7 separate regions of the Mus musculus genome follow, and regions 1, 2, 3, 5, 6 and 7 are each linked to region 4. Evidence: chromatin loops called from intact Hi-C (ENCODE). Cell type or tissue: gastrocnemius. All regions are shown on one strand.

What was found. A loop is a pair of places that touch in the nucleus more often than their neighbours do. Peaks named below come from ENCODE experiments on the same cell type or tissue, not always from the same donor. Only the 100,000 strongest peaks of a DNase experiment are listed, where the experiment ranks them.
Region 1: a loop joins it to region 4, with 8 times the contacts of the local background. A loop is called at or near these places in 17 of 42 quality-filtered maps.
Region 2: a loop joins it to region 4, with 8 times the contacts of the local background. A loop is called at or near these places in 13 of 42 quality-filtered maps.
Region 3: it touches region 4 in a loop (5-fold over the local background); 34 of 42 quality-filtered maps call a loop at or near these places.
Region 5: it touches region 4 in a loop (2.8-fold over the local background); 11 of 42 quality-filtered maps call a loop at or near these places.
Region 6: a loop joins it to region 4, with 10 times the contacts of the local background. A loop is called at or near these places in 32 of 42 quality-filtered maps.
Region 7: it touches region 4 in a loop (4-fold over the local background); 11 of 42 quality-filtered maps call a loop at or near these places.

The regions. Positions count from the first base shown.
Region 1 is chr9:49,049,416-49,053,415 of GRCm38, reverse strand. No RefSeq gene overlaps it. Among named protein-coding and RNA genes, the nearest start is that of Cldn25-ps, 3.1 kb to the right of the region's middle. In gastrocnemius, a CTCF peak has its summit at 1,893 (motif pointing right); a DNase peak (open chromatin) is centred at 1,898.
Region 2 is chr9:48,834,682-48,838,681 of GRCm38, reverse strand. It overlaps Zbtb16 (zinc finger and BTB domain containing 16), which reads left to right and starts at 2,457. Exons shown (of 7, transcript NM_001364543.1): 1 at 2,457-2,628. In gastrocnemius, CTCF peaks have their summits at 1,282, 2,160 and 2,665; DNase peaks (open chromatin) are centred at 2,336, 2,814, 3,492, 3,858 and 2 more places; H3K4me3 peaks cover 2,980 bases; H3K27ac peaks cover 3,530 bases.
Region 3 is chr9:48,892,013-48,896,012 of GRCm38, reverse strand. No RefSeq gene overlaps it. Among named protein-coding and RNA genes, the nearest start is that of Gm32335, 2.2 kb to the left of the region's middle. In gastrocnemius, a CTCF peak has its summit at 1,713 (motif pointing right); a DNase peak (open chromatin) is centred at 1,720.
Region 4 is chr9:48,644,598-48,648,597 of GRCm38, reverse strand. No RefSeq gene overlaps it. Among named protein-coding and RNA genes, the nearest start is that of Gm32280, 23 kb to the left of the region's middle. In gastrocnemius, CTCF peaks have their summits at 2,207 (motif pointing left) and 3,109 (motif pointing left); DNase peaks (open chromatin) are centred at 718, 2,199, 3,128 and 3,407; H3K4me3 peaks cover 1,961 bases; H3K27ac peaks cover 2,843 bases.
Region 5 is chr9:48,720,270-48,724,269 of GRCm38, reverse strand. All of the region lies in intron 3 of Zbtb16 (zinc finger and BTB domain containing 16), which reads left to right. Among named protein-coding and RNA genes, the nearest start is that of Gm32280, 52 kb to the right of the region's middle. In gastrocnemius, no CTCF peak of the experiment used is centred here; no DNase peak of the experiment used is centred here; H3K4me3 peaks cover 777 bases; H3K27ac peaks cover 4,000 bases.
Region 6 is chr9:48,970,953-48,974,952 of GRCm38, reverse strand. Gm51673 (a long non-coding RNA gene) reads left to right here. Exons shown (of 3, transcript XR_003948157.1): 3 at 1-435. Among named protein-coding and RNA genes, the nearest start is that of Htr3b, 8.0 kb to the right of the region's middle. In gastrocnemius, a CTCF peak has its summit at 2,217 (motif pointing right); a DNase peak (open chromatin) is centred at 2,223.
Region 7 is chr9:48,734,412-48,738,411 of GRCm38, reverse strand. The region is part of intron 3 of Zbtb16 (zinc finger and BTB domain containing 16); the gene reads left to right. Among named protein-coding and RNA genes, the nearest start is that of Gm32280, 66 kb to the right of the region's middle. In gastrocnemius, a CTCF peak has its summit at 2,247; DNase peaks (open chromatin) are centred at 730 and 2,692; H3K4me3 peaks cover 2,961 bases; H3K27ac peaks cover 4,000 bases.

The sequences.
Region 1 (4,000 bases), 400 kb before region 4:
AGAGCATAGGACAGGTAGTTCCTGTTCCATGGGGGAAGAGAAAGAATCTTGGGTTGAGAAAGCTTGTGCTCTAAGGTGGCCAGGCTGTCCTTGGAAAGCAGTTTTGCGTGGAGTCCTCTCAGCCTTACTTTAAATACTTGAAATGTTGCAAACAATAAATGCCCAATGACAAAAAAAAAATAATAATCCACAGATGACATTTCTGAAAACCTGCACTGTGCCTTCACTGAGGAATACTATGTGGCGAGTTCTGTACTAGGTCTGGAGCCCCGGTCACGTGACTTAATGATCACAAAAAACAACACAGTAGCTATTTTCAAAATAAGCAAGGGAGGGAAAAGACAGAGTGGGGAAGATTCATTAGGGGAAATTACAAAATTACAAATAATTTTGTGATTTTGCTTTTGGAGGGAGCTCATACAAATAACAAGCCCCAATGCTTAATTATTTCTTAGGAAAATGCAAAGACCCGGGAAATCCTGGGCGGGAGAGATGACTCCGCAGTTAAGGCACTGACTGCTCTTCCAGAGAACCTACATTCAATTCCCAGCACTCACATTGCAGCTTACAACTGTGTGCAACTCCAGCCCCAGGGGATCGGATATTCCCTTCTTGTTCTGTGGACACTCTACTCATACACATAAATAAATAGGCAGGCTTGGTGGCAGGCAGAGGCCTGATCTCTATGGTTTGTGGCCAGCCTGGATTATATGAAGAGTTCCAAGCCAGCCAAGGACTATATAATGAGATTATGCTAACCTCCAGCCAAAAAAAAAAAAAAAAAGAATAGTTTTGATTTGCATTTCCCTGATAACTAAGAACATTAAATTTTTATTTTTATCTTTTTATTTGTTTGTTTTGTTTTTCAAGACAGTTCCTCTTTGTAAGTCTGGCTGTTTTGGAACTCACTCTGTAGACTAGGATAGCCATGAACTCAGAGAAATCCACCTGGCTCTGCCTCCCGACTACTGGGATTAAAGGTGTGCGCCACCACCAAGATAAACATTTCTGTAAGTGTTTCTCGGCCATTTCTGTTTCACCTTTTGAGAACTCTCTGCTTAGTTCTGATTCCCATTTTTAACTTTACTTTCTTTTTTTTTTTAAAAAGATTTATTTATTATTATATGTAAGTACACTGTCACTATCTCCAGACACACCAGAAGAGGGCGTCAGGTCTCATTACAGATGGTTGTAAGCCACCATGTGGTTGCTGGGATTTGAACTCAGGACCTTCAGAAGAGCTCTTAACTGCTGAGCCATCTCTCCAGCCCTAACTTTGCTTTCTTGATGCCAAGTTTTTCTGGTTCTTTATATATTTTATACACCTAACCCTCTATCAGATGTACCTGATATAATGGTGTCCTTTATAAATAAGTAAATTAATTAAATAAGTAAGATGATGAATAATATAAGACAACACGGGACATCGACTTCTGGCCTCTACACACATACGCATGCACATGTATGCACATGCTACGCACACATACCCAAAAGCATGAAAAGAGAACACACTGGCCAGACCTTTATGACTTTGGTGCAATAAATCCCAGGTTTCTTGTGTTCTGCCATAGAGACAAGCTCTTAGCCAACATGCTGGGTCAATGCTGTGGCTGGGGACAAGAACCTGAAGTGGTCAAGTCCAAGTCACTTAACTTGAGGTTACTTCTGTCCCCTACCAGCCAGGACACCTTGCTAATTTCCCTAAAGTGTTTCACACAGTGTCAGAATAAAAATTCAGTGCCAAGCACCGAACTCAAAGCCTGGCATTTAGCCATGATCAGAAAGTGCAAATCACTTCCTCTCCCATCAGATCCTGTGGCTTAGAAGCAGCAACAGACAGAATGGAAGCTGGTATGATTGACAGCTACTTGCAGCTGACTTTGGATCAGCAGAGGACCAGCAGAGGGAGCACTTCTCTCCAGCGATGTTCTGAGTCTACCAGGCGGTAGGAAAATTCGCTTGGACTGAGGAATAGTAGTCTTCAAATGAATGGGCTTTCTGATCACAAAATATCAAACGACAAACTTATCTAATGTGTAAAGAAATGAGTAAGAAAATTAAAACACCAACACAAACCTAACATTAAGATAACAACAAATTAACATTTTGTTTAAAACAAAACTCGGACATGGAAGGGGTTAAAAATTATTTTACAATGTGTTGTTGGGAACGAGCAAAAGAAACTTAATCTAAGTACTACCATTTTGTTTTCAGAAAATAAATTCAAGATCCCAGGCCTTGGGGAGGCTGGGGACTTCCCTATAGCTGAACAGCTTCTGTGGTAAACAATCCCCTGGGTTCAGACATCTCAGGGACAGCTTGTAAGGAGACAGTTGTCGGAGTCCCGCCCTCTCAAGGACATCTTGCTGGCAGGGTCACACAAGTTCCTGTTCCTAATCTAGGAACAAACTCCTATCCCACGTCTCCAAACATTTTCTAAATTGTCTGTTAATTGGTAAAGAACATAGAAACTGCTGTCATCTAAACCAAGGTGCATAAGTTGTAAATATATAACCAATTCCCTGCTATGCCCTAATAACTCCATGCAGCTGATCCACTCCTTTGTCCCCATATCACTCTCAGTTCTGAACCTAATGTCTAGGAGAATGAATTAGGGACCTTGAAGCCAAGGTATTGTAACTTTAATTTTTTTCAAAGCCTACTTCTAATGATGGTTCTTAAAACACTTAACCTCCCTTCTAGCCCACCACCCACCAGAGGTAGTAGAAAAGAAAGGATATGGGGGAAGTAGACCTGTTGAGAAAGGTTCTTTGGTGCAAATCCCACCTGCATTGTCAGGAAATCAGCAGTTCAGTTCACGGGTAAGCAGTGGCAGCTCAGTCCACTCGCAAACACTTGAAGGATATACCAGTTGAAGGATATACCAGTTGAAGGATATACCAGTTGAAGGATATACCAGTTGAAGGATATACCAGTTGAAGGATATACCAGTTGAAGGATATACCAGTTGAAGGATATACCAGTTGAAGGATATACCAGTTGAAGGATATACCAGTTGAAGGATTTACCAGTTGAAGGATATACCAGTTGAAGGATATACCAGTTGAAGGATATACCAGCAGTGCAGCTCAGTAGTGTCTGGACAGCAGCAGCAGTGGCACGACCTAGCAGGAACTAGCCAGGCCTCAGTTGAGTTGAATCAGCACAAATCATGGGAAGAGACCAGGGCCAACAGGAACACCAGGAAAAGTTCTCTGCTGTGCCTCTCTCAATGAAGCAAAGATCAGCTAAGATGCAAAACTAAGAAGGTTTACAAAGCTAGCTCTATAAGCAAGCCTCAAGCCTCCGTTGCTGTCCATTGAATCCTATTTATACTCCCGACAAACATCACAAGTCTTTCTCGGGTCTTGCCTCACCACGTGTCTTGTCTCAGCACGTGAGGCTCTCATCTTTTAAGCTTTCATATCTGAAGTGAGTTTTCTTGGCCTCCACCCTGAAGCCAACAGCCCGGGTACTTTCCTTGAGTATATGCCTGTATACCACTTGCATGCCTGGTGCTCAAGGAGACCAAAAGAAGGTGTCCGATCCCCTGGAACTGGAGTTATAAACAGTTGTGAACTGCCATGTCGGTGAGACTCAAATCCTGGTTCTCCAAAAGAGCAGCCAGTCGGTCACCTAACCTCTGAGCCATCCCTCCAGCCCTAAGAGAGAGCTTTCAAAGAGAATGAAACGGCATTCGCAATGCTCTGCATCACGTGATCTCCTGCTTTCTCAGTGAAGGACTTCAGGTTCCACTCTGCTTCCTGTCTGCTATGTGACAGAGCAGCTCCTTCCCCACCACCACCACCCACCCCACCCCCACTTTATGAAAATATCTTCTGCAGGCTAAAGAGCTGGCTCAGCATCGAGGAACACTTGTTCCTGCACAGGACCCAGGTTTGATTTACAGCACCCACATGGCAACTCCAACCACCCATAAATTAAGTTCCAGGGGACTCAATGACCTACTGCCTACTTGGGTGTATACATGCATTAGGCA
Region 2 (4,000 bases), 190 kb before region 4:
AACAAAACAGTCCAAAAAACCCAAAGGTGGGGGAGGGGGCAGGGAGATTGTCTTTTGATTTTTCAACTCTGCTTGGATTTAGGCCTTACCATATGAAATCTCTCAACTGGGGACTCTCATTGCTTCCCAGGATCCAAGGACACAGCTCTGGCTATAAATGGTGCTGGTTTGGGAGTGGGGGCTGCTGCTGCTTTATCTGGGCCCAATAAACCTTATCAAACTGCTGTTCGGCCAGCCTTCATCGCTAAGTGGAAATGCTCTGGAGCCCAATGCTGGCACCCAGCCCACAGCCTCGCCTGCCTTCTCCCTTTCTGTTACCTTCCCCACCTCTTAAATCTAGGCATTACTCTCTCTTTAACACTTCCTAACAAGGGCTGGGCTCTTTAATGGGCAGAGTTTATGAAGCAAGGGAGATTTTCACATAGAGTGAGTATGGCTGGGGTTGGGGGGGAGGCCAGGGCCAGGCAAGGAATTGTTCTTTCGTTTCCATTGTGTCTACGGATTCTCTTTCTCTGATTTGAGGATTAATGGTAGAATAGGATCAGAGGTTAATCGTGTGCCTCTCCGGTGACTGCTGGAGAGAGGGTGGTAGGTGGATGTGGACCCTAGATAGCAAGCCTTCTTTAGACAGGAACTCAACAAGCTCAATGCTCCATTCCCATGGCCAGGCATTCACGGCAGGGGGGTGTGTGTTTTTCCTGTTCCCTTCTGCTCATCCACTCTTGCTTTCTTTATAGATGGCAGTTCCTTCTTAACGTCCTCAAATCCCCTACTTCTTACAGAGGGTTCGCCTTAACTTGAAAGAATCAGGTAGCCTTTACACAAGGTGTTTTTTGTTGTATACCAACTGACTGGGGTAGGGGGGTTTCGCCTTGTCTCACCCACATGACACTGCCTATGAGAGGGTAACTCAATTGTAGTTTTCTTCCTTTGCTTCCCAGTGCTCGGTTCTGCGGACTTCTCTCTCCCACTGCTAATCTGAGACCTGGGAGTGTCAATTGTTAGGATGCCTTGTTATTATAAATGACCACCACGTTAGCAGACCCCCGTGCAGATCTTGTGTAAGCTCTGCCACCTGGTCTTCGTGGGTTTTTTTGTCTCCATTCACCGCCCACTTTCCTTCTCCTTTAGCTCCTGGGGAATCAAGATACGATTCTGTGGGTCCTGTGGGAGATCCGCGGTAAGCCAAGAACACAGCACCCCTAAACTGAAGCCTGGAACTAATACCTTAGGACTGGAGGGTGGGGCTGTGTGGGTGACTTTTCTGAGACCCCTGGGTGGCGCTCTCCACCACACCCCCAATAACACTGCGCTGGGGCTTTGGCCGGAGGCCAGTGCTCAGAAAAGAACCCTCCAACCTCAATTCCCTGCCTAGCTTCGTGTGCAAAGGAGGAGACGGTGCTTTCCGCGGGTAGAAGGAATATTTTTTTTCCTTTGGTCTTTCTACCCTACGGTTTGTCATCTCAAGTACGCCCTTTAAAATGGTCCAGCCGCTGAGGGAAGAAAGTACTCTGGAGCGGCCCAGCGCTCTTCCAAGCTTCCAGTAGCTCCTGAAGGCAGAGCTGAGTTAGGCGCAGAATCTTCAGAACTTTCCATCCAGGTTCCTGGGGCCGGGGAAGATGGGGGGGGGCGTGCGGGCGGGGAGGATGCCCGAGATTAGGAGTGAGAAAGTATTACTACTCAGGCCTTCGCATCTCAGTGTGCAACAATCTAGATAGCAAAATCGAGGTGCTGCCTCCTACCAGATTTCTACTGGCCCCTTTAGATTTATCTGGCCAAATCCGGCGAACTCCTGTGGTCAGGCATCAGAGGCCTGGTTTGGGACTTGGGAAACGACCCATTTAAAGCTAGGGTAAGGGAGGATGCGATCCGAATCCTGAGAAAAAGTGAAAAGCTAGAAGCCACACACTGAACTGGTGCAAATAATAAAAAACGGGACAAAACTGCGCTCTTGAGTACTGGAGTTGGGGGAGTTAGGGGCGCGGGATACACCGCATGCCCAGTGGAAATGAAAAAACCTGGGGCTAAAGTGGGAACCGCTTCTCCCACTCATCCTTCTGACCCCTTGGGGACTGCCAGGTCCTCTGCGGCTCCTCTTCCTTTGCAACCTTTTGCCCTCTCCACCTAGCCAACGAGCAGCAGCCGCTGCCGCCGGGGCAGCAGCTAGATGTCAGGAGAAGCCCGGAGCGCCGAGCGCTGGGAAGGGAGGGGAGCGCCCGGGAAGGGAGGGCAGGGCTGGGAGAGCGCACGGGCTCTGCCAGGGCGGGGGTGGGGCGGGGTGGGCGGGCCAGGACCGGCCAGGGGGAGGGGAGGGGGCAGCTGTGGGCAGGGAGCCGGGCTCGGCCGCCAGCACTAAAGATGGAGAGGCGCCGGGGCCTCGCAGGGGAGGGGGCTCGGCGTTGACGTGGGACGCGGCGGAGGCGCCGCAGCCGGTGGTGATTTGCTAACCTAGCGGCAGAGAGGAGTTAAGGGTGACGAGAGCGGGTACTGCGAACTGCCGGGCGATGCCGCCGCTGCCGCCGTGAGATCCGGAGCAACAGTTCCCCAGCAACACCCCTTCCCCGATCCAGGCACACCCCTAACCCCCCAGGCACGCACACCCACCCCAAGCTCCAGGCTCCGTAAGCGGTAAGTGTATGTGTGTAGGAAACCCGGGAAGGACTCGCACCGCCCAGCGACCGCCTCCCGCCAGGGCGCCCTGGGGCGGGAGAGGTTTAGGCGGGTGGTGCTAGCTTTGGCCACTCGGCCGCTGGGCTCGTGCGGGGTTCTCTGGTTGCTGCTGCAGCAGCGATCGCCAGTGCCCGTTGGGGGTCAGCTAGAAAGCGGCGCTGAGGCTGTCAGCTTGGGCACAGCTGCCTCACCAACCTTTCTTCTCCGGGCACGGTCCGGTCCGGGTGAGAGGTGGCAGGCCGGGAGGTCTGCCAGGGCTGCGGGCGCGTGTAGTCGGGGACTGGGTGTCTTTGTACAGGCAAGGGCTGGCGGAGGAGCAGAGAGCCTGTGGGTGCTCATATGTATGCGGACCGGTGCGCTTGGCGTGAGATAGGATTGTGTCTTATTTATTTGTGTTTATTCGCTGGCGAGCTGGGGAGCTAGACCCGGAGGAAGCAAGGAGTGAACCTGGGGGTCGGGTGGGAGGGGACTGGTATCCGATCGGGTTTTGTTTTCTTTAGAGAAAACGTGGTGGGATTTTTTTCTTCTTTTTTTGATTGGACTTGATGCCCTCTTTTAAGGAGAGAGGGACGCTTCGGAGAGACTCTGGCGCTCCGAGTCCTCCTCGGCTCTCGGTGGGAACGGCCGGTGGAGCGGGAGCTCGCTGTGCGCTCCCGGCCGCGCACGGTGGGTTCCCGGCTCTGCACCTGATGCATTCGGGATGTCTTTCCCACCCTGGCGCGCTGCAAGCTTGCCCAGCCCCTCGCACGCTCCCGCACGCGCTCGAAATGCGCACGATCCTGCCAGCCTGCGGACCCCACCGGAATGCACAGGAGCGCACCGCTGCAACCAGCTCGCCTCCTCCCCGCCACGCTCCCAGCGTGTTTGACTCGGGCACGCCGGCAGCTGGTGCGGGAGGCCGGGGACCCTGCTGGTGACTTCCCGGGGATCGTGATCTTGGGTGGAAGGTGGAGGACCCAGAGATCTCTTCTCATTTGGCCTCCCACCACTCGCCTCCAGGCTTTTGTGCATCCTTTTCTCCCCTGGGGGGGTTGCGCTGCCGGGCCGGCCTAGCAGCGGCGTCCAGCCCGCTCGGACCTTCTCCTTTCCCCAGGCTCTTTCGCTTTCCCCCTTTCTTAGTTCTGTTCCCTTTCTTCCAGGCACCTGACTCCTGGGGAAAAGTTGCTTTCCCAAGTTTGCCAAAGTCCTATGCAAGTCTCGGCGGGGGTCTCTGGGAACAAGGGGTGTGTTGCACCATCGATCCTCGGAGCTCTGGCGGGTTAGCGCTGGCTTTGCCCAGAATCGGCTGATCGCTGCACCTAGGGACGGTCGGATCGCGGGTGCGGAGCCG
Region 3 (4,000 bases), 250 kb before region 4:
TGGGGCCCATTATCTGGGGACAATGCCCCATGCTAATCACTCCCTCAGCCTCCCTCTGCATGTTTGGGGGAGGGGGGATGCTGGGCAAGAAGGGGCAGCTCTTCTGACTGCACTGGAGGCAGGGAGGATAAAGTCAGACTGGTCCAACCCACCCCACACAACTGTCTTGGCCTAACACCAACTCCTTGGTTTTCTCTAGCCACATGGGGTGCCCTTTGAGGGGTTGAGGATACCCCACCAAGGCATGCACACAACTACCAACTAGGTATCAGCTGGGAGTTAGATTGGTTTTTTTTTTTTCTTTTTCGTCTTTTCATTTTTCTAACATTGTCCTCTATAATTTAAACTATTCCACCGAAGCTTGTGATGGCTAGCCCTGAGTGTCATGGTTAGAGAATAAGAATACCCCATCTTAAAATAGAAGCCTGGCTCTTCAATCTCCTCTCTCTGACTCTTTCTCTGTCTCTGCCCCCCTTCCCCCCCCCCTTCTCTCTGGAAGTTAGACTGGAGAAAGAACTTCCTGGCAAGGCCAATGCTAACAATGATTACTAAATCAGGAGTCTGGAAAGAAGAAACAACCTTGTATGTCCTAGAAGACTTTCAAAAGGAGACCTCCAGCTCTGTAGCTTGGAAGGGGGCTGCTAGGGAGGACTGATCTGCTTCAGTTCACTATTGGAGCTTTGAGGAGGAGGGAGTCCAGAGCTATACATGGGCATCCTACTGCTTTCTGAAACATGTTTACTGTTGTGGAGTGTCAGACTCCAAGTATAAAATCTGTTCCTACCCTGGGTCTCCTTGTGTATCCACCTACTCATCTGTAAAGTGGGGCCCACATAGTTCCTACATCTTAGGTATTAGGGGTCCCGATATCCCAGTGAAGAAATGTTCAGAGAATCTACAAGGCTCTCGTAGAGACATCTAGCGCCGTGCTGGCCCTTCTTGGTCAGCTCAGGGAACCATTCAGGATTGATCCTAGTAAGTGGTGGCTGGGGACCTTTGTTTTGCTTACCCCTGTTAAGGGCAGGCTGAATCAAAGAGCTAGGCACTGATCTTAAAGCCACGAGCTAAAGAGCCTGCCTGTGCCATGCTGTATCCAGACACCGGTGTCCTTTCTGCCCCACCCTTATCTCTCACACTCACCCCATCCCCTCCACCCCAGCTGCTGCTGCTTCTTCTTCTTCTCCTCCTTCTCCTCCTCCTCCTCCTCCTTCTTCTTCTCCTTCTCCTCCTCCTCCTCCTCCTCCCTTTCCTCCTCCTCCTCCTCCTCCTCCTTCTTCTTTTTGGTTTTGGTTTTTTCGAGACAGGGTTTCTCTGTGTAGCCCTGGCTGTCCTGGAACTCACTTTGTAGACCAGGCTGGTCTCGAACTCAGAAATCCGCCTGCCTCTGCCTCCCCCAGCTTCTTAACAGAATTCTTCTATAAAACTTGAGCCTCCGGTTTTCTGCTCTGCCAGTGTGAGAGCTGTGGGCATTCTAGGATCACAGTCTGAGCCTGGCCAGGTCTCCCACGCAGCCCTAACCCCCTGTGTCCCTCTGTAGGAGCACCAGATCCACAGAAGAAAGAGCTTTGTGAGCATGACACTTGGGACTACAGGAACTCTGGAACTCACTTCTCCCAGCTAGAAAAACTCCCCCCACTAAAGAAACATAAAACAAGACGCCAATGTGTGGCCAAGACATTTACAACCTGACTTCTAGATTCTGTCCACCAGGTGGCAGCAAAGCCCAGAAGTTTTATGGCAAGTCAGGCACAAAGCCTCTTATTGCCCCTTTCCTGCTGTGCCTTCCAAATAAGCCTTCCTATGCCTCATCAGTGGTGTCTGCAGCCCCTTTCCTTCAAGGACAGCCCTGTCGTTTGGGCCAGCAATAAGGACAGCCCTCCTGAGCTCCAGGTATGGAGGCAAATGCAGCTCCACCACACAGCTGTGCCCACACTGAGCCCTAGGCTCTGAGGCTGTGCCTGTGCTCTGGCGGGATCACATGCTCACCCTCTCCTGCACAAAGTTGACTCCTCTAGCTCTCCCCCTTTCTGCACGTGTGATGAAGATGTGGTGTGGAACACTCTCGCCCAAAGCTCTCTCAACACAAGTCCTCAGAGGACTTTGTTTCTCTCTTCTGCCCAACCTCAACCCATGCTATGTAAACTTGGAACCACTCTTCACCATCCTGGGGAAAGAAGGGCCAAAGAGGACTACTGGACACAAGTACTAGGAACAGATCAGACAGGTGGACAGGCAGGGTAAGTGCCTGGGGGACACTGATTTACCCCAGGCTTGGCTCAGGAAGGACAGGAACACATGGCTGTCTGAGCAGGACTTTCAGGGATCTACTCCTTTAGGTATCAGGACAACATATACAATGTCCACACCATGGCTACAATGCTGCCCCCCTCTCCCCATGCTCACTAATCCTGCCCCCACCCCGTTCCCACTCCACCTTGGCCTAATGCACTTGCCTTGTGGTCAGTCCTTGTGAACTGCAGTTCTCTCCCCCCACCCCCCAGAAGCCACATCTGTGGTGATGGTTTTGAATATTAATTGACTGATTAGAACATCCATGAGTGTGGAGATTTGGCATGTTGCAGATCCGGAGCTAAAATTACCATGACTATCTTTAGTGCCCATTAATAGCCATTGATCACCCATGTCTGTATCTAGCCTGACATCCTTTTGATTATCAGTTAAAATGTCTGGAGGAGAACTTTAACCTAACATACCCTGAGTGAGGGTTGGGACTGAAAAATGCCCTTAAGGTCCCTCAATTCAGGTCCTCCCGTGTAGGGTTAATGGGTTCTACTTCTGCTCTACCACAGGGTACAGCCACTTAAGGAGGCTCAGGAAGTTGACAGGGTTTACTCCACAAAGTCGCAGAGTGGGTGTTGGGCTGTAGGGAAGTCGGAGACACTTTTCTGGGAGTGGAGCCCAGTCTGAGGTCCTGGGGACAGCCAGAGATGGCTGGCTGGTTCTCAGGCTCTTGGACACCCAGGTGTCGTTGGGACCTGTAGAAGAGCTGAGAATGGAGTGGGGGCCCATGGCTTGGATCTAGCCAGGGGCTGAGGAGGAAAAGAGGGGGGCTCCAGCTGGTCCTACAGGGAGAAAGTCCTTGGCTTGGTGGTGGTGGACTTGAGCTTGGTGGCCGTGGCTTGGGGGCACAGAGATGCCTTCTACAGGAGATTAGACAGCAGCTCTATAGGCAAAGGCCTTCTCCATGGCTCCCCACAACAGATCCTGATGAAAAGAGGCAGTCCATGGTTTTAAGATATTTATTGTCATGTTGGAAAGTGGATGAGTAAAACCATACCCCACTTCTCAGATTGGGGCTGAGGTTAAATACCGTTTGCAGGGAGGAGTGTCTGGGAAGGAAAGCTTCTTGGCTAAGCCTCTGGGTCTCATTAAAATAGAGATCTGTCTTGGGGCTATGCGACCACAGGTCATGTCCTCTACCTGTGGAGGGGCTTGGAGCATTGCTTTTAGGTGACTGAAAGCCACAGATCTATGAAGGACTGTGGCCAGTGACAGCAGCCTGGTGGCGGGAATCAGGAGAAATGTCTACCATCTCTTTAGGGTCACTGGGGTTTCTAGCCTTAGCTCAACCAGGAACCAGGCTGCCTTTTACCATCCTACAGTCGGGTATAGATGAAAGTGCTTTAACTATTGAGCCCCCTTTCTAGCCCCAACACACTGTCTAGGTTTTCCCTTTGTGTGTGTGTGTGTGTGTGTGTGTGTCTGTGTGTGTGTCTGTGTGTGTCTGTGTGTGTGTGTGTGTGTGTGTATGTGTGTCTGTGTGTGTGTGTGTCTGTGTGTGTGTGTGTGTGTCTGTGTGTGTGTGTGTGTGTGTCTGTGTGTGTGTGTGTGTGTGTGTGTGCCACACACGTGTGTGTATGCAGAGGCCAAGGATCAACAATGGGTATCTTCCTTAGGCTCTCCTTGCACTTGGATCTCACTGATTTGGCTAGGCTACTGGCCAGCAGGGCCCAAGGATTGTCCCCCCCTCCCCCCACTC
Region 4 (4,000 bases):
CAAGCTTCCTGGTCCTCTCAGCTTTCCCCGGGGTCTTGCTTCATCTCAAATGCTACCTTTCTCAGGAGACCTTCCCTAGATGCCTGAGACTGTATCGGGTGCCCTGCTATGCAGACCCTGCAACCCGCCATTTGTCACAGTGCATTACTGTCATCTAAGCTCTCCGGTGTTCCCTTCACCAGACATCGAGTTCCTTGAGGTTAGGAACCGTGTGTTCTATATCTTGGTGTTCCTAGAGCCTAACATTGCACTTGGCAGGTGCCCAATAAATCTTTGCTGAATACATGGAAGGAAAATAGAGGGAAGAAGAGAGGCAATTCGCTCACTGAAACTGAGGATGCAGTCGCCAAGGGTGAGGAAATGGAGCTAAATAGGAAGACGCCCCTCACATGCCCACCTAGGCATCTCCCCATGACATCAAGAACTGGTATCCATGCTGCAGGTAGAGTAGCTCAGTGTGGGCTCTTGCGCCTGTATTTGTTCCTAAGGTCACCTTAAAGGAAGAAGGCGTGACAGGCTCAGGACAGTGGCATTTTATAGCTGGGGACTACCTGGCTTGGTCCAGTCTAGGGTGAGCTGTTTCCACACAGACCGGAAGGCTTTGCCCCACCGGGAGGCCCTAGCTCTCTCTGTGCTCCCAGACCCAGAGCTACAGCTCTTTGGCCACTCCTTACCCGGAGTGCTGGCGGACTGACTCCCCTAGGCTGCTTTCTTTGCACCCCAGGGGTGCCTCAGTGAAAGTGAACTCTCTCATTTAAACCTGACTCTGCAGCCCTGCGGCCCCCTGCAGAGCTAATTACCCTGTAGTTCCAAACTGATTGCTGTACACTCAGCTTAAGCCCTCCTTTATTTATTTACTGACTACATTAATAGCAAAGCCCAGTGGCTTTCAGCTGCTCCTTGTTACACACCTCTGGCTGTTCTCTGTTGCCCAGCTTCTCTCAGCCTGACATAGAGCCCCCCGAACTTACCACCCTAACTGAATTCCCTGGACAAGATAATAGCGAGAGAACACGGTTTTGTCCACACCGTAGTCCTGCCACGCTGGGCTCCTTCTGTCTGACTCTTGGGCAGTGGGAGAGACAACAGCCAGAGCTCACCAGCTGGAGGGGTGAGTGGAGGGAAGGTGGGACGCCTTTCATCTACAGGACATGAAATGAATCTGCTTCCGTTCAGCACCACAGCTCTTGTGGAGAAGTACTGGCTATTGGCTCCTCTTTACAGGGGAGTAAACAGAGGCTGTGACACACACACACACACACACACACACACACACACACACACACACACACACACACACGGTCCTGTTAAGGGAAGAGCCTCCTCTCCATCCTGTCATCCAGGGTTGACAGTTTTGTTCTGTCGCCTGTTCTCACAGCACCCGCCCCTTGTCACCAGGAAGGAATCCCTCCATGTACTGAGTCAAATCCCACAATTCCTCAGGGTTGTCTGTCCTACTCATGTACTTGGCCAGAATTTGCTGGAAACCAGGGAACATTCCAGGGGTGCATTCCAGGGTGGGCCTGGGTCAGGTCTCATTACCCTGGTGAGGAAGCCCTGCAAGGACACTCAGCTACCTATGACAAGGTACCTCGCCTCCTTCCCATTCTGTGGTCCAGGAGGTTCACGGCTGCCACAGCCACCGACAGTTTCTCTGGTGCCCTCGAGTCCTTGAGTTTACACTGGGTTCTAGCCATGAGATTCGGCAGCATTCTGAAGACCGGAAGGGCCTCAAAAGGACCTCTGGAGTCAAGCATTCAGCCTCCACTTTGATTCAGATTCAGCTCAGTGGCTGTCCCATTGCCACACCTCTGAAGAGAAGGGACAGTTGGAATTTAGCAAGAAGAACCTCAATTCATAGTCAAAAGGACGCTGTGTTTTGGGCCAGCTCTGCCATACTCTGTTTGGCTTTGATTTTGTATTAAGGTTCTCCAAGGTCTTCTCTTCTCAACTGTGAGACGGAACAGCAATTTTTAGCCCATCTACCCTCAGGCACTTATGTCAGCTGGGTAAGACCCTTAGAAATCAACTTTGTAAAGACACCTATGACAATGTAAGCTATAAGGGGATGTGGCAGGCACAGGATGGCCTGGAAGGGGAGGTAGAGGCCTAGGTGTCTGTCTCTTCCTAGTCCAGAAGCCCCTTTGCGTGGCCTGAAATGAGCAGAATGCCTACTTGACAGCATAAGTAGGACTCTGTCTCCACCTAGTGGCTAGTGCTTGAAGGTGCGTATACTGCTCAGGCATCTGGAAAGTGACGGGTATAACTGTCTTGGTTGAGTGAGGATGGGTAAGCAGAGACTATGATTCACATGATACCAGGGGAGAAACACAACCTGATTATGGGAGGTCAAAAGGATCTTTCCGGGAGTCCTCCTGAGCCACTGCATCTTCACTCTTTACTTTTTCTCCCGTTGCACGCTTGGCGATTTAGATCCCAGTCTTCCCAACCCTCAAACGCTAATTCATATTTAACCCTCACCTCACCCGGAGGGATCAGCAGACCCAGATGGACTTCAAATCCTTAAAGCTTCTTTACCAAGGAAGGCCCAAACAGGCCATTGGAACTGAACACCACCTCCAGGCTGGTTTTAAGAAATGACAGGAGACTGTGTATGGGGACAGTGGGGCAACCTATGTCCCTGTGTTCCAGAAGCTTCAGAAAAATTAGAAATGAAATGCTGTGGCTGCTGCCCTGACACAGGACTGTCCCTCCAGGGCAATGTAAAAGCCTAACACTGTACACTCCTCCTCCCCTTGCCCATCTCTAGCTGGATTGGCCTCTGTTCTCGAGACTGTGGCTCTTCCTCACTCGGATACCTGAGTCCCCACCCATGGGCCATTGAGTGTCTTTCCCCTTGTCCCTTGGTACCTCTGGCCACCTCGGACAGTTGCATTAGAATGGGTTAGAAGATATCTCTCACCATATTTCTAGCTATGACTCTGGTTAGCTCTACATAGCCTCAGAGAAAATCCCTGGCTCCATACCACCTGTTAGTTCTCCTCCCACCCACTTCTTTTAAAGCAGCATTTGGTTTTTTAACTGATATCTATTGGGGTGGAGGTGGAAGGTCTTCAGGATAAAGTAAGCTTCTAGTGACCCCAGGTGGACAGAAGAAGGAAATGCACACGTGGTGTCAGGCAGATGAGAAGTCACAGTGACAGAGGGAGGGCACAGGGACCTCCCGTGTCTGACCTGAGAGACACCGACCCAGCTCCCAGAAATCTCTTAACGACTAACCTCCGCTCTCTGCCCCACCAGAGCTTGATCTTCCCGTTAATTCTCCACAGAGCAGCTGAGATCAGGCTAGGCCGTCTAAATTAGATTTCTCTGATCTCAAAGAAAATTAAAAAAAAAAAAAAAAAAAAAACAAGAATCACATGGACAACATGGCATGAAGCCCCAGAGGGTCTCATGGCGCCTCTCTCTCCCCACAGGCTCCCTGTCTGCCTTCAGAGACTGGGGACTGCCACTAATTCCCAACATGGATGAACTCTGAGAGGGAAGCCCCCGAGTGCTGTGGGTTTCTGGGATCCCGGGTGTATGACGTAGGGTATCTATGCCCTGTCAAATGTCAACCCTTCCTCTTGTGCTCCGCATCCCACGGTCTTCTTAAGCTCTTGGCTCATGCATTTCTCTCTGGGGCCTCACTTCTCCATGACCTGCCCATTCCCAGAATTATGGAAACCAGTCTTTCTGCAGTTTAGGATGGAGGACCTGTTAGTTCTCTTACAGCTAAGAAAACCCAAACATCTGGGTTTTCTTGGAAAGTTGTTAGATTCTGAGAATTCATTCATTGATGGCAATATCTACTCATATACTAATCCTGGGTTTCCTCACATTGCCCTGGACTCCTGTAGGCTACGGTCTATACTGGGTTTGGCCTGAGTTTCTTGTTATTCCATGTGTGAGTTATGCTGGATGTTTTAGCCTCTGCCTACCACAGGACTTCGTGTCTCTCTCTCCTGAGGCTTGAAAGCAGTTTGAACTTGGAATGTCC
Region 5 (4,000 bases), 76 kb before region 4:
ACAGCTGGATCTACACATGGCCACCCTTAACCCACAGAACACCCACCATACCCTAACAAACATTTGGCTTTCTGCACCCTCCCTTAGATTTGAGACCTTGCATCCCTGGCCTCTCTAACTCCTGTTCTACAGTGAGTATAGCCAGTGTCCCCACTGCAGTGCCAACTGTAGCACTATAGAGCCACATCCTGGACCACCCTGAGCCCCGTGGGCTTCCACTCAGTGCCATCTGCCCACCTGTTTCCCCCTTTCTATCCCGTGTCCCTTACAAAAACTGATCCTTCCCAGTTTTTTACTTTGTTGATAAAGGAGAAAGCGAGAGCTAGGGAGAGCCAAAGCGGGTGTGAGGCTGCAGGCAGCTCTCTCTGGGAGTACACAGCTCCTTGAGGGAAGGAACACGCAGTGCTGGCCTTTGGAACTGGCAGCCAGTGTGCTGTTCTCTGTCTGATAAGAGGTACTGTAAATAAAACTGTACACCGTGGCCTGTTGTAAAATGCCCGAGTCTGTACGCATTGTTCTGGCGGCTTAGGCTTTTTTTGGGTCTGCTGTTTTGGTACACTCTGTACTTCCTTATGTAAGCAGGCATGCATATCTCATCAGAACATTCAAGATGTTTATTTTAAAATTGAGAGGAATTAAAAAAAAAAAAAAAGGACACACTACTCAACATCAGATGCTGGCAAGGCGCTAGGTGTCCCCACCCCCATCCTCTCAGTGGTTCCTTTTTCAAAGATTATTATTAGCTTGGGGGTTGGGGAGGCTTTGAAGAGGGAGGGGTTTTTGAATTTGTTTCTTTTTTTTTTTTTTTTTGGCTTCAGCCTTGCTTCCCTAGAGAGACATCCCGCTGCATCTGAATGCGTGCAGTATCTTTTACTGATTTCTAGATACCCAGGATTCTAACCCCTACTCCCAGACCCATTTCTGGTTAGGAAGATGAGGGAGAAGATTCTATACTTTGCCAAAAAGATTAGGCCAGAGGAGGAGGCCGCTATGGGGAGTGTCGTGGCTTTCACTGGGCCTCCCTCACCTCTGCTGCCCTTGGAGTACTGACATTTAGATAAAGCTTTATGTTTTTGCTAATGCCTCTGACTGGCCTTGATTTGATTTCCTGTGATCCTGAAATGTGGGGGAGGGGGGTGGTTCAGGTTGGAATTGTCCCCCTTTCCCTTTGCAGAAACCTTAGAGTAGCTCCAGCCTCACTCAGGCTGTTGTGTCTACATCTTTTCTTCTCACCAAACCTTTACCTGATTTTACGTCCACCTGTGGCTTCTGTCTAACCTGGGTGGTACCAGGATGTCAGGGCACAGAAGAGAAAAGCGACTATGGAAAACCCTGGCTATTGAGGCAACTCTACTTCAGTGTGATACTGAGAGCTTTGGGTATTTGGGGTGGGGGGTGGGAATCTTGCAGGAGCAAAGATGTCTGTTTGTCTGTCTCTAACTATCAGGCTTACTAACCCCCAGGTAAACTTAGAGGTGAGGGCGTCCCCCAAAGCAGATCACTGCCAGCCAGTGAGTGTCCATCCTGGTTTGCTGAGGGAAGTCTGCCTGGGGATGGGAATATACTGAAGGGAAGGGGCTTGCTGTTGTGAGGTATACAGTAGGCCAAGAGGAAATGGGAGCCCCGCTTGTCTAACCTTTTCTTCTTTTCCTCTGAGCTTCTTGAGTCCCTGCCAGAAACAGACATGTCCTAGAGTTTCTACAAAGAGTCTGTAGAGAATCCAGAAGGTAGAGTCAGGACTTTGCCACCCTCCAGGTAACAGCCTGGCAGTGGTCTCAATGCCCACAGTCTCCTTCCCAGGCCAGTTGTATACCCCAGTCTACCCCAGTAGAGCTTCCAGTGTGCTGGGGAGGGCAGGAGAGAAACCAGAAGCAGACCCATTGCAGGCGGCTATATGGACTCATCCCTGGAAGATTTCAGAGTTGAATAACTGATTTGTTGTTGATGCTGAAGTATTGGTCCTATGACAGATTTTTCTGTTCCTCTCAAAACAATCACTCCCTTTTAAATCAGTGTGTGTGTGTGTGAGAGAACTTTGATATACGCCTTTACAAACGTGAGACTCACCTTATACAAAATAAATGGCCCTCAAATACCATTGCATTGAATCTCAGTAAAATCAATCATAGTTTAATTGCAACAAAGGCAGTGCTTGAAAGGGATGCTGGGTGGTGATTGTGTATGGGTCCTCTGTCTCTACAATCCACTCGACTCACTTGTGAGCTTGCTGAGGGACCTGCTCTTCCGATCCCATTTTACAGATGGCATGGCATGCTCACGGTTAGCTCCCCTGTGTCATAGCTGCTGAATTCCTCTGCCAAATTTGAAATACTCTGTCAGACCCAGCTTCGAATCCCTTTACCATAACACAGCCACCATGGGCAGCATTAATAACACCTGTGGTCTCTAAGCAACAAGGAGTCTTGTTTTTGTTAATATTTGGCATCTGCCTCAAAGAAACAACGGGTCAGCGAGATGGGGCGCTGCCTAAAGGAACTTGTCACCAAACCTGAGGACCTCAGTCCAATCCCTGGGACCCACACAGTGAAAGGAGAGACCTGGCCTCCACATTCCTTCCATAGCATGCATTACCCCACACTAATAAGTTAAAATGTAATTTGAGAAAAGTAAAGAGAATTAGGTAGATAGGGTCAAACCCATTTCATAGCCAGGGAGCCATAGGCTCAGTAAGGCGGGAAGACTTGAGTCTCCGGGTGACATCCAGAGCATCAGGTGTCTGATTCAGGCCTGGGCCCTGGCTCTCCTTGCTTCACTGTGTTTGACAGAAAGAATTGGATGGGTCCAGCTCCTCGTCCTTCCTGTTGCTGCCCCTCTTCAAGCATCTCTTTCTCACCTCTGCCTGACATTCCTCTCACAGACCCCCACCTCTATCCGGCCTGATCTCCTGGTTCTTTCCCTGCCAACAGACAAATGGCCTTGTTTCTTCCTGCTTCCTCTCTTCTACTTACCTCACAAAGATGCCAACTCCTCTGAGGCTGCTGCTACAGCCTCCCTAAAACATGAGCTCTACCCTTTGTCCCTCCCCACCCAGCTTGGCTCTGTATCACACACTACTACCTGGCTTGTATTCTTTTCTTTCTTTTAAACTGCGTTTGCATCTTGGTCACAAGCTCTGGGAGGACATTGTCACCCACCTCCTGGCTTTATGGATGGGTACCCATGAAACAGCCTCATGTGGGAAGGATGTGACAGCCATGACCATTTTGGAGCTGTGACCCTGGAGTTCTTTTGGCTCTGGGCTGAGCCCCAGGGCATTTTATATGGGTAGATGTTGCTGCTAGACCCATATGCACTCACCCTGGTTTGGCTGGCATGGCCAGTTTTGACACCCCATCCTCCAGCTTCCCATTGATGCTTTCTAAATGTATCAGAGCTGGATGATGCCACTGTAGTGCATTTCAGGAATGGCCTTGTGGTTTATCCACATTTGAGTTGCTTTAAATGCAAACCTGACATCATACCGAAGGCAGCAGTGAACAACATATGCACAGTAAACAGGCAGAGACTGTCTTATTGATTAACAGATGAGGCCTCTATTATCGATCTAGGCTTGGCGAGGAAATTTATCACTTTTAATTTCAGGGCTGCCAAATATTTCTGCCTCTGAGCCAGCCATTAGAGAGACAATTTAATGTACAGCCTACTTGGGAGAGGGGAATTCATCTGATGCGTTCTGCCCTGGTCTCAGATCCTCACCCTGGAGAGCCTGGGGTGCAAGTGTCTCCAGGAGGGGAGCCAGCAGTGGGAGCCATCGTCTGTGGTCCCAAGTGGAACTTGAAGGCTGACTTGGAGTCCCTTGGGAAGAGCTTAATATCGTGACTTTGGTGAGTGCGGAGTGAGGGGGACATTGAAGGCCACTGGATATGGTCAGGCTGGGACCGAGGAAGTAGTCATTTCGTAGATGCTGCGGTGTGCTTGTCTGTTTTTTATCTTCATCTGAACCCCGGGTGATAGTGTATGTTCGCCCTTTGTTTCCTCC
Region 6 (4,000 bases), 330 kb before region 4:
GATTTGACAGAGGCCTAGTGGTTTCTGCTGCATCTTGCCATCCTTGCTGATTTGTGTTTGGTGGTACTTTTGAACTGGACTGCAGCAACCTGATACTACTGAACTGGACTGCTGGTATCCTGACAAACGGAGATTGGAATCACCCTGTGATGGTTTGTATATTCTTGGACCAGGGAGTGGCACTATCTGGAGGTGTGTCCTTGATGGAATAGGTTTGACCTGGTTGGAATAGGTGTGTTACTGTGGGTGTGGGCTTAAGACTCTCACCCCACTTGCCTGGAAGTCAGTCTTCCACTAGCAGCTTTTGGATGAAGATATAGAACTCTCAACTCTGTCTGTGCCATGCCTGCCTGGATGCTGCCATGCTCCCACCTTGATGGTAATGGACTGAACCTCTGAATCTGTAAGCCAGCCCCAATTAAATGTTGTTTTTTATAAGACTTGCCTTGGTCATGGTGTCTGTTCATAGCAGTAAAACCCTAACTAAGACACACCCCAAAGAACTACTTCTAAATAGGTCCACATCCCCTTGTCCTATCTACCATCTTTTCTCCCCTACCTTTGGATGGTGGGCTAGAAGGGGAGCAGGGTGTTGAAGCATTTGAGAACCTTTATTAAAGTAGGTTTGGAATAAATCTAAGCCTAAAATTATGTGAATGAAATAAATTATTTGTAGCCAGGCCTGGTGGCAGGAAGTTTCTAAGACCTTATAGAATTTGACTTCTCATAACATATGCCAGAATTCAATATGGTTTTAAATCATATTGTTTTTTGTTTGTTTTGAGACAGTATTGCTGTGTAGCCTATACTGGCCTCAAACTCTTGGCAATCCTTCTGTCCCAGAATCCAGGATGATGGGATTACAGACTTATATGCTCAGTTCTGTTTAAAAACTTTTCAGGGGTGAGATCTTATTTATTTCTACTATTGGGAATTCTACTTTTTTTTAAGAAAAAATTTATTTATTTATTTATTTATTTATTTATTTATTTAATGAATGTAAGCACACTGTCACTCTTCAGACACACCAGAAGAGGGCATCAGATCCCATTACAAATGGTTGTGAGCCACCATGTGGTTGCTGGGATTTGAACTCAGGACCTCTGGAAGAACAGTTGGTGCTCTTAACCACTGAGCCATTTCTCAAGCCCAAAAACCTAACTTGGGCTAGTATATTTGTTTGTTTGTTTGGTTGGTTGGTTGTTTTTTTCGAGACAGGGTTTCTCTGTATAGCCCTGGCTGTCCTGGAACTCACTTTGTAGACCAGGCTGGCCTGGAACTCAGAAATCTGCCTGCCTCTGCCTCCCAAGTGCCTGGATTAAAGGCATGCACCACCACAGCCGGGCTTTTTTTTTTTTTTTAAGATTTATTTATTTTAAGTGAGTATACTGTTGCTCTCTTCAGACACACCAGAAGAGGGCATCAGATCCCATTACAGATGGTGTGAGCCACCATGTGGTTGCTGGGAATTGAACTCAGGACCTCTGGAAGAACAGTAGGTGCTCTTAACCTCTGAGCCATCTCTCCAGTCCCTCCTGGAAGCAAATTAAGAGCAAAGTAAGAGTGACACAAACTGAAGAATACATGACGCTCAAATAGTCTGAAAACAGAGCATATAATGAAGTCTAGGGTTGGTGAGATGTCTCATCAGCTATAGGCACTTACCAAGGAGCCCGGCAACCTGGGTCTGATCCCTTGAATCTACATGGTGAAGGAACAGAGCCAGTCCCAGCAGCTTGTCCTGACCATCACATGAACATTATGACACGTGCTCAAACACATGTACACATACACAACAAATAAATATGTAAATGTAATAAACTCAGCAATTTGTTTAATGCTAGGTATGGATTCCCCATAATCCCTGTCTGAGAAGGTGTGCGGAGGAGGATGTGGAGCTCAGAGTCATCCTCCATTATTAAGACCAGCTTGGACAACAAAAACCAAAACAAGCATAATCTAAAGAGGAGTGTGTTCTTACACTTGGGAGCCAGAGGCAGGAGAGTCACCCCAAGTACAAGGTCACACAGGGATGCACAGTGAGACTTTTCCTCAAAAAACAAGATAAGCAGATAGATAGATAGATAGATAGATAGATAGATAGATAGATAGATAGATAGATAGATAGATAGATAATAAACCAAGAATTCAGAATAGGTTGAGTGTAGTTTTGTCACTGCACAGAATTTGCAAACGCGAGCTGAAGGGCCACCACTAGGTGTCACTCTGACTACATCCATTGCCTCAGACTGGCTTCCTGAAAGCTTTTTTTTTGACTCCTTTCCTCAGTCTTTAAGGGCCCTAACTAGAGGTCTGTCACACTCCAGCCATAGTCAGCCCCCTATCATTAGTGCCAAGCCTTCCTCCTGAAGCAATGACAGTGTCAATTTCAGCAATGGCAATGTGGGGGCAAATACAGCTGTTGTGCCTTTTGGAATAATTGCTCCAGGCCATTCGGAGACAGCATTATAATCACAGCGCTTATACAGACTTATACAATATTTCGGTTTCCTATTTTAAGTCCTGTTAGCACTCTGTGTCATGAACTTGTAAATCTATTCATGTGAGTCTGTAATTACCAGCCCACATTTTTTACGATGTGCTTGTGACCCCTTGGAAGGCACCATGCTCTCATCTTACAGCCCTGCTGTGAGTCCTACCTGGACTCAGAACAAAGGGAACTGTCTCAAAACAGAACAGCAAAAACAAACAAACAAAAAGCAAATAAACAAAGTAAATAAATAAATACCAAACCCCCAAGGTCTCAGATAGACGGCACTGGCCCCCAGCTCTCTATGTAGCTGTACATGGCTTTCGGTTCTCAACCCTTCTTCCTCTGCCTCCCAAGTGCTGGGATTAAAGGCCTGTGCCACCACTGCCCTTCGGACCTTTGGCTTATATGAACTCTACCAACTGAGCTATATCTGAGCCTCCTGCCCACCGTTCTACCCAAGATAGGGTCTTGCCTTATATTCTTTGTGTGGCCCAGGCTGGTTTTGAACTTGCTTTATAGAGCTGGCCTCAGACTTTCAATGATCCATCTGCATTTGTCTCCCAAAGGCTAAGATTACAGGTGTGTGCCACCCTGTTTGGCTACAGAGGCCACTTTACTCTGCCTTGTCTGGTTTCCTCCTATCTTCTTCCAGCTTCTCATGGAGCCCATCCATCTTTCAGGCTTTTTTTATTTACCTCATGCGTTCTGAAAGTTTCTCACCTTCAACCTCCACTCAGGTCCCTGGTGCTTTCTTATTGTTCCTCCTCTGATGTTCTGCACCTGCACAGTTCCTCACGCAGTGAGAGGAGGAATCGATAAGTAAATAGAACAGCCTCTAAATTCAGTGTCGGAAGGAGTTACAGAGACAAAGTTTGGAGCTGAGACGAAAGGATGGACCATCTAGAGACTGCCATATCCAGGGATCCATCCCATAATCAACCTCCAAATGCAGACACCATTGCATATGCCAGCAAGATTTTGCTGAAAGGACCCAGATATAGCTGTCTCTTGTGAGACTATGCCAGAGCCTAGCAAACACAGAAGTGGATGCTCACAGTCAGCTATTGGATGGATCACAGGGCCCCCAATGGAGGAGCTAGAGAAAGTACCCAAGGAGCTAAAGAGGTCTGCAACCCTATAGGTGGAACAACAATATGAACTAACCAGTACCCCCAGAGCTTGTGTCTCTAGCTGCATATGTAGCAGAAGATGGCCTAGCGGCCATCATTGGGAAGAGAGGCCCCTTGGTCTTGCAAACTTTATATGCCTCAGTACAGGGGAACGCCAGGGCCAAGAAGTGGGAGCGGGTGGGTAGGAGAGTGGGGGGATGTATGGGGGACTTTTGAGATAGCATTTGAAATGTAAATGAAGAAAATACCTAATTAAAAAAATAAAAAAATAAGAGAGTCATTTGCAGAAAAAAAAATCGGTGTCAAGGCTTGGTCCTGTGACCCTCACACCTGTCTGTGCAGCTCATGCAGGAGGCTTGCCATGAGTTTGAAGAGA
Region 7 (4,000 bases), 90 kb before region 4:
GGGGAAAGTGCTAGAAAAGTTGGGACCAGAAGCAAGATTGGTTTTCTTAGGCTGTTGTGATGGGGTGGAGTGGGGGATACAAGTTGGCAATGATGAGTGAGTTGACCTGCCCCTCCCTCCCTCTCCCTCCCTCCCTCCCTCCCTCCCTCCCTCCCTCCCTCCCTCCCTCCCTCCCTCCCTCCCCATCCATCACTTAGCTTTTGGCTTCAGGGTTCTTACAGACAGAGGAGGAAGGAAAGGAGGGCAGCTGGCAAGTCCCTGTGACTGCTAAATGAGGGGTCCCCACAGTGATCATCAGAAAGGCTGCCTTAAGAGTTCAAAGATGGCTTCTCAGGACCTGCAGCTCGGAATTGGCCAGGCACAGGAGAGTCCTAGTCTATAGGCACTCCATTCACCCTGCCTCCTCTCTGGAGGATACTAACTTTCCTTTTTGCTGTCAGGGTAAAATAAAAAAAAAAAAAAAAAAAAAAAAAAACGGGAGACCCTTGGATATATCCTCTCTGGGGCTCTTTAACTCTCTCCTGGGTCTTGAGAGGTCCCCACCCTCTGAACATTCCTTTTGACAGTGGGGTGTCTCGGAGGTCCACACACTGGGGTGGCAGAGAGGAACAAGCAGGGAAAGTGCTCCCCCTCCTCCTCCCTCTTGAACACACTCTTCGCTCTTCCTCTCCCTCCTCTGGATTTGGCCAGCTTCCTGAACTTTTTCCCAGAGTGGTGTCGTCACTGGCCTGCCGGCAGGTCTGGATGTTCTGCCAGCATTCCAGAGAGTTTATGATCGCTTGCAGATGCGTCTCCAAGAACACACTGTACCCAAAGCAGAAATTAATGCAGGCTTGACTGCGGTCCAAGCCCCTACACGGGAGAGAGGAGAAAGAAAACAAAAACTGTTTAATGCTGTTTATAAATTATACACTGGCTGATGAAAAATACATTTCTTTCCTGCCCCCTTCCACGCTGGCCCCTTCCCTGTGGCCCCCTCCTCATCCCCCCAACCCCGCCCCTTCTCCATTTTTGCCTCCAGAGCCTCAGCTGAGCGCAGGCGAATATGGTTTTGCTTTTTAGCTCCTGTTTTGGCTGGGATCCGAAACCCTGCCTCTGATTCCTAGCCTGAGTATTTTTTCCCCTTTACCTGATGAAATTCACTAATTTTTCCAGCCCACATGGGTTGTTTTGGGTTTTGTTGTTTGGGTGGGTAGTTTTTTTTTTTCTTTTGGCCTCGGGTTTTGTTTACAGCATGTGTCATATGCAATGGCGCAGGGTGTCAGGCTTACTCGTCCCTGGAGGATAAGTGCCCCCTCCCCACATCTTCCCACCTTAGAGTCACTCAGAGGTCCCAAAGCCTTCAAGGCTTCACCTCAGGCTAACTGAACTGAGAAAGTTGGGGACATTCTTCACAGGTCATTGTATTAAACAGTATTTTTCCACCAGTTCTCTTCCAGCCTTTCACCTCTAACCCATGTGAAGAAGGGGTTACATAGCCCCCAGTACACACATCTCTACTTACATCAGTGTAGCAGGACCGGAGAACTCATTCCTTTGACTCTTCTGGACCCCACCCAGCTTCATCCCACACCCTACAAGCCCCCTCCCATCCCAATTTATTCTATAAATTCGTTTCTACATTATGTCTATCCACTTACATGGCTTTTGTGTTTTTTAATACTGCTAATGTTTATCATTTGCCCAACAGGCTCGACAGATTTTGCTTCCTGTAGAGCATTGAGGCTTTAGAGCCCCCTCGTTGCTAAGTAGCAGTCTCTCTGTACTGTAATGGGCTGATTTTGTATTCTGTTCAGCGCTGTATCTTATTTTTGTATGCAAGACAAAGTGTTTTGATGGAGGACGATTGCAGCAGTGTCTGGAGGCTGTTTGGAGTTTTATGGGCTGTACAGTACACTGTGTGCTCTCCGAACAGAACACAGGCTGTTGAATTTTGGATTGGATTTGTCATCCCCCCCCCCAACACCCTCAGAGAGGAGCCTGTCAGATAGAACATGACTTCAAGGGTGGAAGAAAGAAAGTGGGAATTATGTAATATCTTCTTTCTGTCTCCCATTCATTCTCTCTCTCTCTCTCCCCCCTCTCCCTCCCTCCCCCTCTCTCTCTCTGTCTCTCTCTCTGTCTCTCTCTCTCTCTGTGTCTCTCTCTCTCTGTCTCTCTCTCTCTCTCTCTCTCTCTCTGTCTCTCTCTCATCTCTCTGTCCCCAAAGAAGGTGGCACACCCCTTCCCCATTGCAGCATGATTTTGCACAGCTAGGTGGTGACGTTTCTATTAGGAATGAACAGTGCCCTAGAGGAGAGGGTGGGACATCTGTCCGACTGCTGTTCATTTGGAATCTTTCTTTGCTTCTTTCCATCCTGCTTAGGTCCCGGGTGCCTTTACTAGCCTTTGATTTTTGTCTAAGGATGAGTAGCATCTCATGGGGAGCTGCAGGACAGGGCTGTTTTAGTGGGATGGACCTGAAAGCAATGAGGTTTACATATTCTCAGAGTCCTCATATCTTGGTTGGGTTTTCTGCATACGCTGCTGCCACCCACCCCTAACAGAAATGTGTTTCTGGGTGGACTCCCGTAGCCATCTTTTCCTCTAGCTTCTGCTCCCTAGTCCTTGAGCCAGGCAGGGCCAGGGTTGTTGGAGTCCAGGTCTGTGCCTGCCCTGCCACTGGGCCGCTGCTGTTCCTCCCCGTGCTCCACGCAGGGGTCGGGTCTCTGCCTCCCTCCCTCTGCAGGTGTTTATTTTGTCTCTCTCTGCTCCTGCTTCTCCCCCAATCTCCTTCCATCTCACTTCATCTCTTTGGCACCGTCCTGTGTCTATGTCAGCCACAGCCGCTGTTTGACACTGCTGCGTGTTTTCTGTCTTCTTTCCTGTGTCTTCATCTGTCTCTGTCACTGACTGCCTTAGCCTGCCTTCTCTCATCTGTCTGTTGGTCTGTCTGTCTCCTTTCTTACTACTCTCAGTGTTCCTGAGCTTAGAAGTTAGACATCAGTCAGAGTAGGGAAACTTAGGTCATTCTGGCCCAGGGGCCTGGTAAGGACACGTGACTGGAGAGAGCCTGAGGCACGTGTGCATGACCCTTCACATTGAAACGACAAGAGTGGGTCTGCTCAGCCATGACTTCGGTCCTTACACACTATTTTTTAAGTGGAGTTGGTAGACAGAAAAATGGGCTTAGGTCTGCGAGGTCCTTGTTGGACACTGTTTCTCAGGATCCCATCGCCAGAGCCCGTGTCGACACAGGTGTGCGCTGTCACCTACCAGCGCATGGAAGCCTCTAGCCGACCCTTGCTAATTCTCCTGTACTTGTGATCTGGGAAAGGGCTTGGCACACAGAAGGCTTGGGTTGGGATTTTTGAATCAGTGACTATCATATAACTAAAAGTAAGGTGTCTCAGTGGGTAAAGGTGCCTGCTACCAGCCTGGTGGCCTGAGCCCAATCCCTGGAACCCGTGTGAAGGTGGAGAGACTGGACCTTTTGCAGAAAATGTGTTGACTGTCTCTGTGCCTGAGAGAGGGGACCTGGAGGTGATAGAGATGCCTGTAGAGCTCTTAAGGTTTGCTCTGTGGAACTCAACAGATTCATTGGGCCCAGGCTAGGTTGGGGGTAACCTTGGACAGGTGTTTAGTTAAGAAGGTAGCTCCTTGTTGGAAAGTCTGGAGAAACAGCCAAAAATGAGGGGTAGAATCTTCACCAGACACCGAGCCCCAGCATGTGTCTGTGTGCACACAAGTATGAGGGGAAAAAAAGAGATGGAGACGAAGCATTTACATGAAATACTGAAAATTGTTTCTTTGCTGTAATGGGTCCACACAGGCCATTACCTTGAAGATTTAAAACCAAAATGAGCTCATGATATCTACTGACTGCCACGGACATCCATGCCTGATTGCAAAGCCCGCTTTACCTTTGAATTTCGGCTTCATTGTTGGTTGTTAATCTTTGGATGTTGGTGGCAACACACACACACACACACACACACACACACACACACTCCTTAGATTC